5 separate regions of the Homo sapiens genome follow, and all the other regions are linked to region 1. Evidence: chromatin contacts called from ENCODE Hi-C or POLR2A ChIA-PET data. All regions are on one chromosome and are shown on one strand. Each heading gives the region's core, a stretch centred on a gene start or an enhancer-like site at or near the end of the contact. The rest is flanking DNA. Distances are from core to core; before and after follow the strand shown.

What was found. A loop is a pair of places that touch in the nucleus more often than their neighbours do. ChIA-PET counts read pairs that join two places held with the same protein, here RNA polymerase II (POLR2A). Pooled maps may share reads with other maps.
Region 2: a map with no recorded cell type shows a loop between it and region 1 (17-fold over the local background). The contact joins the promoter of TSTD2 here to the promoter of CKS2 in region 1. A Hi-C loop is called at or near these places in 3 of 37 single-sample maps with no recorded cell type and 7 of 50 pooled maps. POLR2A ChIA-PET finds 5 or more read pairs at or near these places in 1 of 52 experiments (BJ).
Region 3: a loop to region 1 is called in a pooled map, with 25 times the contacts of the local background. The contact joins the promoter of ERCC6L2 here to the promoter of CKS2 in region 1. A Hi-C loop is called at or near these places in 2 of 37 single-sample maps with no recorded cell type and 11 of 50 pooled maps.
Region 4: a loop to region 1 is called in a pooled map, with 5 times the contacts of the local background. The contact joins the promoter of FANCC here to the promoter of CKS2 in region 1. A Hi-C loop is called at or near these places in 3 of 50 pooled maps.
Region 5: a loop to region 1 is called in a map of CD8-positive, alpha-beta T cell, with 18 times the contacts of the local background. The contact joins the promoter of UBQLN1 here to the promoter of CKS2 in region 1. A Hi-C loop is called at or near these places in 6 of 168 maps with a recorded cell type or tissue (CD4-positive, alpha-beta memory T cell, CD8-positive, alpha-beta T cell, HCT116 and 3 more) and 13 of 50 pooled maps.

The regions. Positions count from the first base shown.
Region 1 is chr9:89,309,877-89,312,544 of GRCh38, forward strand. It overlaps CKS2 (CDC28 protein kinase regulatory subunit 2), which reads left to right and starts at 1,319. Exons shown (of 3, transcript NM_001827.3): 1 at 1,319-1,475. The coding sequence starts at 1,417. It overlaps MIR3153 (microRNA 3153), which reads left to right and starts at 2,349; the gene lies at 2,349-2,430. LOC105376136 (a long non-coding RNA gene) reads right to left here and starts at 926. Exons shown (of 3, transcript XR_930101.4): 1 at 1-926. RefSeq lists a silencer at 625-854 and enhancers at 865-1,154, 1,825-1,874.
Region 2 is chr9:97,632,001-97,634,668 of GRCh38, forward strand. TSTD2 (thiosulfate sulfurtransferase like domain containing 2) reads right to left here and starts at 1,368. Exons shown (of 10, transcript NM_139246.5): 1 at 1,243-1,368. It overlaps NCBP1 (nuclear cap binding protein subunit 1), which reads left to right and starts at 1,821. Exons shown (of 23, transcript NM_002486.5): 1 at 1,821-1,915. The coding sequence starts at 1,882. RefSeq lists enhancers at 1,289-1,618, 1,387-1,681, 1,846-2,668, 2,239-2,318.
Region 3 is chr9:95,874,368-95,877,035 of GRCh38, forward strand. It overlaps ERCC6L2 (ERCC excision repair 6 like 2), which reads left to right and starts at 1,324. Exons shown (of 19, transcript NM_020207.7): 1 at 1,324-1,717. The coding sequence starts at 1,672. ERCC6L2-AS1 (ERCC6L2 antisense RNA 1) reads right to left here and starts at 1,610. Exons shown (of 3, transcript NR_023390.1): 1 at 1,498-1,610. RefSeq lists enhancers at 495-624, 855-904, 945-1,044, 1,179-2,053, 1,185-1,414 and 1 more.
Region 4 is chr9:95,316,381-95,319,048 of GRCh38, forward strand. FANCC (FA complementation group C) reads right to left here and starts at 1,329. Exons shown (of 15, transcript NM_000136.3): 1 at 1,146-1,329. RefSeq lists a silencer at 681-1,000.
Region 5 is chr9:83,706,636-83,709,303 of GRCh38, forward strand. UBQLN1 (ubiquilin 1) reads right to left here and starts at 1,323. Exons shown (of 11, transcript NM_013438.5): 1 at 865-1,323. The coding sequence starts at 1,044. It overlaps UBQLN1-AS1 (UBQLN1 antisense RNA 1), which reads left to right and starts at 1,200. Exons shown (of 2, transcript NR_135839.1): 1 at 1,200-1,677. RefSeq lists enhancers at 346-1,236, 1,004-1,073, 1,237-2,125.

The DNA of each region.
Region 1 (2,668 bases), core at 69-2,568:
CTCTTACTTCCAGCCTCTAGTCTGGAAACTTTGTCTAAGGTACCCCATCTACATTACTTAGTCACAGCCACCCTGAACCCACTAGCCTGTACTGCGCTGGAGCATTTCGCATAAAATGAAATTAACATAAAAATGACACGTGCTCGTTGTGGAAAAAATACCAAAAAGATCACTTTTAATTCTGTCATCTAAAAATAACCACCAGTTACATTTATAAATTTCTTCCAGTAACTTTTTTATATGAACATGTTTTTAAACTTGGGTCAATATTAAAAGACCAGAAGTTGTTAAACATCATTTTAAATCCCCTTATCCAGGAATTAGCATTGTTATTCTTGGCCGCAGCAGAATATTATTTTATTCCCTCAAGCTTTCCATGGCTTGGGTCTGCCCTGGTTTTGAACATTAGGTTAGGCTACAGAAAGCATTCTGGGTCTCTGGCCCATTTGTTTCTTTCTTTGTGGAGACGGGGTCTGGCTCTGTTGCTCAGGCCTGTCTGGAACTCCTGGGCTCAAGCGACACTCCACCTCGGCCTCCCGAGTGGCTGGGACCACTGGCGCCCGCCGCCACCGCGCCGGCTCCGGGCCTCTCTCTACGCGTGGCTCCGCAGGCTCCATTCTCCACACAGTCGTCTAGGGGGGCGCCAGGAGCCCCGCGACGGGCCAGGCCGGAAGCTCAGCAAGTGCACCAGGCGGCGAAACGGCCGGCTGCGCAGGGCAGCCCCGGACACAGCCACGCCGCGGCCGCCCGGCGCTCCCCCGACCCAGCCGACCACGAAGCCGCCCTCCCCCTCACACCGCAGAACCTTTCTGCCTTTTACTACTTTTCAAAGTGGACCTAGGCTCCTGGCTCGAGCCTGAGGGGATACAAGGGATCACGAGGAGCGCCATCACCGTGCAAGGTCGACAGCTTCCGCTCAAAGCCCTGTGGCCCACGCTTCCGGCCTCGACCGACTACGTCATCACCAAACCCCGTGATACCTCACTCCACCTTCAGGTCCTCCGTCCCAACGGTTCCGTGTCCTGGAACTTTCCACGTTCCTGCGCACGCGCTCTGCGGCCCTTAACGTCCCGACTTCGCCCTCCTCTGGCCACGCCCCTGCCCGTTAAGGGCCCTGCCACCCCCGTGACGTACCTATCTTCCCTCGGGCAACCTCGCAACAGATCTCTGATTGGCTGACCCAGGAAGCGGACTTTGCGAGGCGGCGGCGACGATAGGCTGGCAGCCGGCCGACTTCCGCAGAAGGTGATTGGTCGGCGCTGCTGTCCAATCGGCGGCGGGCTGTCGGATTCAAATCCGGATCGTTGGGACTGCGGTCGTTAGTCTCCGGCGAGTTGTTGCCTGGGCTGGACGTGGTTTTGTCTGCTGCGCCCGCTCTTCGCGCTCTCGTTTCATTTTCTGCAGCGCGCCAGCAGGATGGCCCACAAGCAGATCTACTACTCGGACAAGTACTTCGACGAACACTACGAGTACCGGTGGGCGCCTTTCTTAGACCCCGAGCCGGCTCCCTCAGCCGGGGCCCCCGCGGGCGGGGCGACCCAGGCATAGTAGGGTCGGGGGTGGGGGCCGGGGCCTGGGGGGCGGAGCCCGGGGCCGGAGGGCGAGGGCCGGGGTTTGGGGTCGCGGCCACCTGGCGCCCCGCGCAGTCGGACATGGTTGGGTGCCTGGCCGCGCCGGGCCGGTTGGGCCTTTGTTCGGTGTGCGCGGAGGGTGAGGGAAGAGTGCCCACCGGGCCGCATTTAGTACCTGGGTAGGAACCGGCGCAACTTGGGGGTCATGGGGTCCTCGGCGACGCGGAGTGACCATCCCGTCACTTTTTTCTCGGCCGTGGCCGAAGTAATTAGGCCGTTCAGTAGCTGGTCTCAGTTCCAGTTCTTTGAACCAGTCCAGGAAAACCCACCTGGTGCCGTCCTTTTTCCTTTAGCAACCGTGACACACTTTCCCTGTCGCTGACGGGGTGATGCAGCTTTTACTAGTTTGTGGTTTAGAATGGTCAAATGGTCATTTTCATCTGTTAACACAGAGGAACACTTTTCTTTTTCTTGTTTTTGAAGTGAGTGGTATAAGAATAAGCTTTGGAGGCGACCCCCCGAAAAATGAGCTTGATGGGGATTCGAAAATGTTTACTGGGTATGGTGATTTGGGCCATTATAGGTTAGCCGCAGTCATACAATTGAGGGTATTATTAAAGGAGTTTCATTTTAAGGCCGATTAAGAACTTGAGTGGACTTTGGGCATCATTTTCTGCTAGTATACACTGGCCAAATTTTGGGCTTTGAGAAACTTTTGCGTTTGAGTCCTGAAGCACCGTACTAGAACATGGTGGCTGTAATCGATCAGTAAAATTAGACAAATTTTAAATGTCCCTGTCCCCTTCCCCCCAATTAAAGTAGATTGGGGGAAAGCGAGTAGGGACATTTAAAATTTGTTGTCCTTACTGTATGCGGGACACTTCATTTAGGGCGTGGCTTCAGAAAACAGTCAACCCCTTTTTCTTAACTAGGTAGCGACTAGAACGCTGCGTTCTGGGATACTACCAAGATTTAGGGGAGATAAAGCCCATGCCATCGTTGGCCAAATTGTGACCTTGTTTTCTGTCTGCTGCCTTTGTAGGTTAGATTTCTCCGAATGCTATTTAAGGAAGAAAGAACAAAACAGTGGGTGGTTT
Region 2 (2,668 bases), core at 118-2,617, 8.3 Mb after region 1:
CGTTAGAATATATCAGCGCCAAGAGAGCAGGGGTTTTCCTTTGTTCACCTCTACATCCTCAGCATTCAGAACTCTGCCTGGCACCTAGGAGGTGCTAAATGCTAATAAATATAATATTCGTTGAATGAAATAAAACAGTGATTGGGTAACCAAAGAAGGCCTCACTAAGGACCTGACATTTGAGCTGAGACCTAAGTGACCAAGAGCCAGCCACGCAGATTTAGAACCAGAGACCTTCAGGTAAAGGAAATAGTATAAGTTCCTAAAATAAGAACAAGCTTGACTTATTGTAAGAACAGAAAGAGTGGTTGGAGTACAGTGAGGAGAAGTAGAACCCCACAGGCCATGGCATGGAGTGTGCAATGGAAAGTCGTAGGAGACTTTTTTTTTTTGACACGGTCTCACTTTGTTGCCCAGGCTGGAGTGCAGTGTGCGATCACCGCTCACTGCATTCTCGACCTCCTGGGCTCAAGGGATCCTCCCACCTCGGCCCCCAACCCTCCCCTCGAGTAACTGGGACTACAGGCGCCAAACACTAGGCTCAGCTAATTTTTTTTTTTTTCCTGTAAAGACGGTGTTCGCCTTGTTGCCCAGGTGGGTCTTGAACTCCTAGGCTCAAGCGGATCCGCCCGCGTCGGCCTCCCATAAGTGTTAGGATTACAAGCGTTAGCTACCCCGCCCGGCCGTCATAGGAGACTTTTAAACAAAGCAGTAACACGATCTGATTCTGGATTTGTGTTGAAAGCAGAGCAGGCAGGGTTTACAGATAATTGTTATGTAAAAAGAGGGAAAAGAGCTAAGAAAGACTCTAAATTTTTGGATTAAGCGGCCGACGGATGACGTCATTTACTGAAATGGGTAAGACCGAAGGAGAATTAGGCCGGGAGAGTGAAATTTCAGATGGCCATGGACAAAGCAGATAAGCCAGTATGGTGCTCATAAAGACATCAGGGGAGGGGACGCTCACACACAGGCATATAGGTACCCAATAACCCTTGAAAACAGATTACTAAAACAATCATTTGTTCCTTCCTAAGCAAACAACTTAAGGAAAATGACGGCCAGCCGGCAAGCCCGGAGCCGCACGCTCGCGTCAGGGCCGGCCTTTCCATACCAAGGGGCGGCACGTGCGGCACCGCCTCCCGCCCAGGCCCCACCCCGCATGCCGAGCTTGGCCCAACCTCTCCTCCCACTTTTCCCAAGGCGGCAAAAGCCGGAAAGTGGGAGTAGATGAGCACATACCCGCCAGTCCTGATCCTTTCTAAGGTCTCTCTTCCCTGCACTGTCTCCGCCTAGCAATTGTCACTGCTCACCGCCCTCGAGCCTATTCCCCCGCCGCGTATTTGGGTAGAAAAGCTCGCTCGTGACGTCACCAAGCTCCGGAAGTCTCCTGGCGTCGGCGCAAGGGCCGCCGGGAAAACCATTGAGAGGCCACCGGGAAACCATTGAGAAGCCCCGGAGGACCGGCCTGAGCGGAGGCGGAGACTAGAGCGGCCGCCGGCACGACCCGCCTTCAGGCGTACGACGACCGCGGCCCGGGGGCTCTGAGTGGCCAAAGCGGCGGCACTTTCTGCGTGGCCCCGGAAGGACATAGAGCGGAAGGCGGGAGAAAGAAGTAGCCGGCAGGCGGAGGCAGCCCGAGGGGGCGGTTGCATGTGTGCCAGACGTTCGTAGCCCACTGAGCTTCCTCACGCCGGCTGTCGCAGCGCCTAGCCCCACCCGGCGGCCTCTCCTGCGCTTCCGGGGCCGTGGCGAGCTAGTGCGCCTGCGTGCCGGCCCATCCGCGCGCCTTGCAGCTGTCCTTGCGTCGGCCAGCGGCCAGACAGTTCCTGCAGCGCTTACCGCCTGGCCTCTCGGTTCCGCGGCGCACCGGAGGGCAGCATGTCGCGGCGGCGGCACAGCGACGAGAACGACGGTGAGTGCCTGCGGCCCGGCCACGGAGGCCGCTCCCGGTTGGGAGCCGAGGCTCGGCGTCTTTGGGTGTCCACGGAAGAGACTGGAAGCTCTTCTCCCCGGGAACGTGCGGGGAGCCGCGGAGGGAAAGAGGAGAATATGGTGGCGGTGTGGTCGGGCGGCTTCTAGAAAGCGACTTCTCCCCCGCCCCAGTTCTTTGAGTCAAGGGCCGATCCTCGGGAAAGAAGGCCTGGTGAACCCCATGGGTAGACCCTTGGTCTCTAAGGATGCTTCAGAATTTCGTCCGTAAAACCACGGAGCAGGGAAGCACACCTGTGTCTGTGCTGCCGCCTCTTAGGGACCCACTGGTCCTAGTGTCTCGTTTTAACCTTCAAAGCTGCACCTGAAAAGGGCTCGGAAGAATTCACTGAAGGAAAGGACTGAGAGATCTCATGAGTTGCAGTCTGAACTCTGTTCCGGTAGTGGTTATCCGTTGATTTCACTTCTTTCAAGCTGCAGGGAAAGAATATTGTCTTACCTGCGCCCAAGAGGTCCCTAATAAACAGACACAGGTTACTGCAGATTTTGAACTGGCCGTAAGCGCATTTCCCTTGTGTGAGAGAGAGTGCTAGAAAACTAACTTCAGGCCTCTGAGAGAGTTAGAACAGGGGTTCCCATCTCCGTTTGGATGATTGTGCTCGTGGAGATCAGTGTTGCCTTCATAAAGATGGAATAATTCTAGTTTTAACAACAACAAAAAAAAGATGCTTATATT
Region 3 (2,668 bases), core at 74-2,573, 6.6 Mb after region 1:
AGTTTTTAGTATCTGCCATAGAATTGAGATCTATTTGCAAACAGCCATATTGTTTTCTTAAGACACTACTGTAGGCAGAATAATGATCCCCCAAAGATGTTTATCTCCTAATTTCCGGAATTCGTGAATATATTAGCTTACATGGCAAAAGGATTCTGCTGATGTGATCAAGGGCAGAGACCTGGAAATGGGAAGATGATCCTGGATTACTCAGGTGAGCCCTCAGAATCTTTTCCAGCTGCAATCAGCGGTAGACTTGAGGATGGAAGGTTCAGAGAGATGGCATATCACTGGCTTTGAAGATGGAGGAAGGGACCAAAGCCAAGGAATGTGGACAGAAGCTGGCAAAGGCAAGCTAAGGATTGTCCTGTGGAGTCACCAGAAAGGAGTGCAGCCCGGGTGACACCCAGGTAGCACTTCTGATCTACAGAACCGTGAGATAATAAATGCATTGTCTGTCAGATGATAAATTTGTGCTGTTTCAAGCTACAAAGTTTGTGGTTTTTGGTTATTGTGGCAATAGGGAACGGATACAGGCCCTGTCAGGTATTTCACTCAATCCATGAAATACCTTACAGTATACAAATTTTAACATGCGCGGGAGCCACTTACGGATCCGTCTATCTGTGCTGCCTGGGAGTGTCAAGAGGCCGTGTCCTTCATTCACCTCGCGCGTGGGCGGCGCTGCCCTGAAGATGCTCCCGGGCTCAGTGCAGACGGCTCAGCGTTCTCTCGCGTTCAACGAACCGCCAGAAACGTCAGATGGTACGGAGGAAAACACTTTACACTTTAACAGTATTTTTACGTTTATTTGCAGCAAATGTTGTTGGCTTTGTATTTAAAGTATTTATGACTCACTATAAAGTGTAGGATCCAAGAAAACGCGCTAGTTTCACTTGGCCCCCGTGGCTGTCCCGGGGAGCTCTCCAAGGAAGGACTGGTTCCTGAAGTTCCTGGGGTGCTGCACCACCACGGAAGAACCAAGCTCCACAGAGAAGCCAGAAGCCGCGACCGCGGGGACGCTCTCTGCCAGGCCTCCACCGCCTCAGCGGCCCTTTACAGCCACCGCATTCTCCATGCCCCCAGTTATTTCTAGCTTCGCACAGCGCCCGGCCCACCGAGCGACCTCAAACCTCGCGACACTCGCAACTCCCGAGGCCCTTCCTGCTACTGGCCTCAGAGGGAAGAGACATCGGGAAGATTGCTCCGCCCACAGAAAGGAAGATTTCGTTCTCGCGAGATCCCAATGACAATTCGGGAGCCCGTTCTCGCGGGATTTTCCAAGACCGGGTTGGAATTTGCGGGGGTTAGGAGACGGAAGTCAGAGCCTAGGAAGATTTGGGGGTCGCCTTGCCGGCCTCCTGTCCTCCTCCGGCGGCGGCGGAGCCCGAGAGAACTAGGTGAACACCGCTTTGCCAGCCTCACACAGCGTCCCCTGGCTCTGCCGCCGCTCCGGACGTCGCCCTCCCGTTCTGCTTGGGTCCCCTTAGTCGCTACCTTTGCTGGGATCCCCCTCCTCCATCCTGTGGCTTCGGGTTGCCGAAGAGCGATGCTCGGAGGGCGGCCGGAAGTGGCGTTGGCCGCCATTGGCCTGCCGGCCAGCCACCTTGCTGTCCTCCGCCGCCTTCCGGGTGTTACATGCAGCCGGGCTCGGCCCCTCCCCCTGGCCGGATGGATCCGTCGGCGCCACAGCCCCGCGCGGAAACCTCAGGCAAAGGTACCAGCTCCGCGCTCGCCCCTTACGCAGAGGCCTGTGTACTGCGTCGCGTTGGACCAGTTCTTGCCGGTGCCCTTCGGGTTGGGGTTTTGCCCTGTAGATCCTCTTCAGTGACAGCTGCAGATTGTGAACCCCTCCAGGCCTGGAACCAAATCTCCGATTCAGTGTTGAGAACCTGGACTCGGGAGTCAGCCCCTGGGATCTAGTGCTGCCTCTGACAGTTACTTGCTGAGCAACTTTGGGCAGGCTCCTCATCTGTAAAACTGGGTTCATTACTAGGTTCTTGCGATTATTAAATGACGTGGGGAATACGCAAAGTATTTATGTGACCCCGCGTGTGGCCCATATTAAGCACTCAGTAAATGTTATTTTCATTCTTTATTCTTGTATGCCCCAGTTGTTAGTGAATGGCAGAAGTTTGTTGTAAGTAGATAAATGAAGGTTGAGATATTTAGTTCAGTTGAGTTTTATTGCCTATTGAGTCAGGGCATTATATTCTGCCTTAAATAGGAGGTTTAAAGAAGGTGTGATTATCTACCACAAGTCACCTGGGATGCCTTCTGGCACCCAAATGAGTAGTTTTCATTAATAATTGTGCTGTATAACAAAAGCTACCAGGTATTGAGTGATTTTCCTGAGCCCAGCAATATGCTGATTGTTTACTTGCTTTCCTTTGAGGAAGATATCGATCTCATTAAATAGATGAATTCAGAGCTAAAGTTCAGAGAGGGCAAGTTACAAGCCTGAATTCTGAGGTCTAGGAATTGATGACGCTGTAATTCAGGGACCAAACATATAAATACCTATAGGAGACTGGCAGCTAAAAATAGATGAAGCTGCCGAGTGGATATTGTGACTGGGAGGCTCATTCCTTTTGATAAATCTAGTCACTCTTGGTATTTAGGGAAATTGGTGGAAGGAGCAGAAAGCTCCAGGGCCCCGAGGTGGGAA
Region 4 (2,668 bases), core at 79-2,578, 6.0 Mb after region 1:
GATCTCAACACATGGTATGAATTCTACTGTTTGTAACAACCTTTCAGGGGAGTAAGGAGAAAACGATCTGTCTGAGGGCATATCACTGACAGTGAGTGACAGCCACAAAGAGCTGAAGTTGGGTGGCCCAAAAGTGCTCTGCTCATTTGATAAATGCTAAGTCAAATCACATCACAGTTTAGATGCATTAAATGGGGCACAAGTTAGAATAAAATCAGATGCCCGGGAGTTTTCCAAGTTTCAGATTAGAACAAAAGTCCAGGCACATACAGGACTTTGCTAGAAAACTCCTTGGTCTCTTCCCTTAAGATTCTGGTACCCAATTTCCCATGTTATAAAACTCCAAGTCTTTTCCCCCATTCGGTGCGCTGGACACATAAGATCATAGAGGGTTCGTAGTTGTAAACGCACCCACCTAAAAAATTAAAAAGAGCAAACCAACAAACAGCACCTGAAAAATCTCTCACGGGCTTTGAAGATATGGCCTGGCGTCCACAAAAAGAATGGAGGGAAGACACTGGCCTCTGCGAACCCGCCTCCCTCCGGGAATAAAAGGCGGAGGGCGGGAGGGGTAACAGCCGCGCCCCGGGCTCCTCTAATTGGACCTCGCCCCTCCTGGCGCCCCGGCGAATGGGGTTTGGGGGCAGGGGTGTGAGGGACGGGGAGGACGAGGCCAGCTGTAGAGGGCGACCGGCTCAAAGGGGCGAGCTTTTCACGGCTCCCACGAGTCCGAGGCAGAGAAATTCACCTTTGCTCCTCTCCTTTGAAGAAGACATAGCTGCCTGCGCTCAATGAACAAAAAGAACCAAAACGCCAACACCCGGCTCCCGCCTCTCCGGGGGCTCCCTTCCGCGCGACCCCAGCGCCGGCTCCCGCCCCCGCTTTCCCCGCCCTGGCCCCGCCCCGCGGGCTGGCACCGCCCGCCACCTTCCGCCTCCCGCCTCCCGCCTCCCGCCTCAGCCTTAGCCACAGCCCTGCGCCGGCGGGAACCCCTCTCGCCCACCGCAAGGCGCGCCTGGCCCACCCGCTCTCGCGAGCCTTCCCTCTTGCCCCTCGCCTCCTCCTCCCGCTCTCGCCGCTGACGTGTCGGCCAGACCCCCGAGGGAAGCCTCCGCCCTCGCTGCGTTCTGCGGCCTGCCGCTTACCGGGTGGTCCTCGCGGGAGCTGCTTCAGCAGTTTGGGCAGTGGCGGAAAGGAAGCCACCGCCCGGGATCTGTGGCTTGAAAATTTGGCTTTGCCTCGTATTGGCTTTTTGAGTTTTTTTGGAATTTTCCCGCGGTCGCCCGGCAGTGGAGCCGCGCGCGCGCACACGTGTCAGCAGTGCATTCTGGGGCCTGGCTAGCGGCCCCGCGCGCTCCCGCGGCGTCGCGGGAAAATTCCGACGAATCTCGGGTCCGTGGGGCGGGGCGGGCGCGGCCAGGGCTCTGGCGGAAGTGGGCCCGGCTGGGGCGGGTTCTAGGCGAGCGGAGTCGGTACTGCTCCAGTGTTCCCGGTTTCGCGCGGAAGCCCCGGCGGGAGCAGGGTTGCAGCAGCGCCCGCGGAGAAGGGGCGCTGGCTTCTTCCATATTCTGTTCAAAATGTAGGGGAGGTAAAATGGAAATTAGTTCTTTTGAAGAAAAGTTGAGGCTTTGTCAACGGGGTAAAACCTCTAAAATAAGATTTTCTAACTGCGTTCTAAACAATAGCAACAAAAAAGGCATCTTCAGTTAATGATTTCCCCTACCGTACATTAGTTCCATACAGTGTTTGGTCGGGGTTCAAATCAGTTCAACGCTGTACATAAACCACCCAAACAAATATTAATAAAATTTTCTCCAAACTCCCATTTATGACAATGGCATTAGCTTGTCTTGGTGAATTTTTTTTTCTTCTAGGATCTGACGACTTAAGCTTTAAAATGTCTTAAATCAATGCCTCACAACCATAAATCATAATCATAAAACTACAGCTTAGGTCGGGCGCTGTGTCTCAGGCCTGTAATCCCAGCACTTTGGAAGGCCAAGGCGGGCGGATCACGAGGTCAGAAGATCGAGACCATTCTGGCCAACATGGTGAAACGCCGTCTCTACTAAAAATACAAAACGTTTAACCGGGCGCGGTGGCGGGCGCCTGTAATCTCAGCTACTCTGGAGGCTGAGGCAGAATAGCTTGAACCAGGGAGTCAGAGGTTGCAGTGAGCCGAGATCGCGCCACTGCACTCCAGCCTGGCGACAGAGGGAGACTCCGTCTCAAAAAAAAAAAAAAAAAAGCTACAACTTCACATATACGTTCAAAAACACACTACAGGCCGGGCGCGGTGGCTCACACCTCTAATCCCAGCACTTTGGGAAGCTGAGGCGGGTGGATCACCTGAGGTCAAGAGTTTGAGACCAGCCTGGCCAACATGGCAAAAACCCGTCTCTACTAAAAATACAAAAATTAGTGTGTACTCCCGGCTACTTAGGAGGCTGAGGCAGGAGAATTGCTTGAACCCAGGAGGCGAAGGTTGCAGTAAGCCAAGATCGCACTACTGCACTCCAGCCTGGGCAACAGAGCGAGACTCTGTCTCAACAAAAAACACCACAAAGCTGTGTGTGCTTGTAATAAAAATAGCTCTCAAGTATTTAAACATGTCCAACTATTCCTATGGTGAAGAAATACCCGTTTTACCAATGAATACTTTCAATTC
Region 5 (2,668 bases), core at 73-2,572, 5.6 Mb before region 1:
ACTAAAATTATTTGTTAAATTCCACCAAGAATCTTAATTAACTGCAAGATTTGTATTCCTGAACCAAGTTTAAGTAATATTCTGCATTCACTCCGATTTTCTTTTATTTGATTGCAACCGCTAATATCAACATCGCTATCGCCCCTCTAAAATCAAACAAAAACCTACCCAATGATTGGCATCTAAGAGATGATAAACATACTAAAAGGGAAAGAGCAAGTCATCAGTGAAAGAAAGTCATTCACTTTTCTCCTTAAACCTAGTACTATCACTATTACTTAAGATGGAGCTAAAAACAGTTTCTACGTCATAATTTTTTTTTAAAGGTTGCAAGGTGGGAAAGATTTCAGGAGTTAAAATGCAGAACTAAATATACACATGCACCTCACCCCAAAACCCACCTTAACAAGCAGGCACGTAAAACAACGAGGATCCCACCCACCCCTTTTTAATTCATGAAACAAAACCGCAGCCTGAGCTAAAGCGAACCCTCGCCCCCGCCCAGCCTCCACCCCGCCCGGAGGCTGGCGGTGGGTCCCTTTCCTTTGTGAGGAGTTGGAGGGGAGGCGACGGAGGGCGGGGAACTGGGGGAGGAGGCTGAGGGTCGGCGGATACCAGAGAAGGAAGGCTCCGAGAAAAGCGGCATCAGCCCGTCCCACAAACAGGCCGCGCCGCCACGCCACAAACCATTGCGGTGTCCCAAGGCGCAAACCCACGAACTTGGGTGTGATCTAATTTGGGACGACGCCCGGGAGAATGGCCGAGGACGACCCCTCTCCCAGGCCCTTCCAAAAGGTCTCCTGGGGCGGCGGGCGGAGGTCCTGCCGCCACCCCCATCCCGGCCCGAGCCCCAGGCGGCCTCACCTGCTGGACGGAGCTATTCTCGGGCACGGCGAATTCCTCCTTTTCCTTCGGGGTCTTCACGGTGACTTTCATGATTTTGGGCTCCGCGGAGGCAGCGGCCGCGGGGGCGCCAGCACCTTCGGCTCCGGCGGCGCTATCCTGGGAGCCCGGAGGACCGCCGCTTTCACCACTCTCGGCCATGGCTGTGGCGGCGGCGGCGGCGGTGACTCAGGCAAGCAGGAGGGAGCAGGCGAGCAAGGAGGAGCCAGCAGACACCAGAGCCGGCAGGCCTGGACAGCGAAGAATGCAGAGCACGCCGCCTCAGTAGCAACGGGCGCAGGGCCACCGTAGCGGGTGTGGGGCCCCGGAGCTCGGTGCAGGCTCTGGCGCAGGCCCGGGTCAGGCGCTCGGCAGCCGCCGTGTGTTCAGGCGCCGCTCGCTCACACCGACATCCGCAGCAGCCACCGCTTCCTCCTCCCTGCCCCTTCCCCCACGTCCCTTCGCCGGCGCCGCGCGGAGCACGCCGGGTAACGCGCCTGGCGGCGTCGCCGAGTCATCCCCGGCTGGCGCGACTTTGAGCTCAGCCTGCGTGCCTTTTCCTTTCCCGCTCCATTGCCCAAAGTGCAGGCGAAGCCAGTGTGAAGGACTAAAAGCAAAATGGGGCGGGGTAGGTCAGTTCATGGTTTTTTTCCACTCCTTTCACCAAAAACTAAATCGCAGTTTCCAGTTAAGCGCTGTAACGGCGCACCGAGATGACGTCACGGTTAGCGAAATTACTAGAAAGGGACCAGTGGGCCCTGCGGCCGCGGCTGCGCCTGCGCGCTTGCTGTCCAGGTAGTCTCCCCACCTTACCTCATGCCCAGCTGGGCCGTGTTCACCCCTCCGCGCTGTCACAATCGCCTTGCCCTCCCTTGCCTCTCTGTCTACTCTGCGTTCCCCGCTGGGAGGAGGGTCTGGTGATAAAATAGCGGCGAGGTATTTTGTTATTTTAATATGCTTAGCGTTTGATATTTGGAGGGGTCGTATTGCCCTATGCGGGGGAGTTGGGGTAAGTTAATGGTGGAAAGGCCTCAGCACAACGAACAGAAAATGGAGTGAACGCCCGTGACTGCCCTGCGCAATCCTGCGGAGTCATTGCTTCATGGCCAGAGCTTATTTACCGCCCTCGGGTTAGCCCGGTTTGGTCAGACGATCAGTCAGGCAACCTGTATTGACAGTGGCCTCTGCTGCTACGATGACAGCTGTGCGCGAGCGCCCCCAGATTATCTGTGTGTAGGGCGGAACAGGGTGCCCGAGGAGTGTCCACCCAAATGGGACAATTTAATATAGTTGAGGTGTTCGCCTTATATTCTATCAAATTAAGTTACTGGTCAATTTCAGGCTTTAAGTGGCATTAAGGATAGTTCCAAAATTATTTTCAGTGTAATACAGAGAGAAATTATCTCTGAGAATCCTAATTTGAAATGACGTCATTGGCTTTTAAAGATGACTTGCAAGGAATGTACAAACCAGCCCATTATTAATCAATGTTGCACAATTTAAATCCTGACAGCCCACTATGACCCAAATCCGCAAAGATACATTCTGCCTTTCTGCTCCTAAGCCGTCCAACCCTGTTCTGAGAATAAATACTGTTACATAAACACGACTTTTTAGCAGAGCTCTATGGAATCTGGGTCTAAGAGAATCCTGAGGGTATCGATTTCAGTATAGACATCATTTGATATCACCTAAATTTCTGGCAGCATGGCTCAATAACAAGGCCTTCTGCTTAATGAAGGATGACTACTTGGTTATGTCCAGGTGTGAGATGATCACTGCTTCT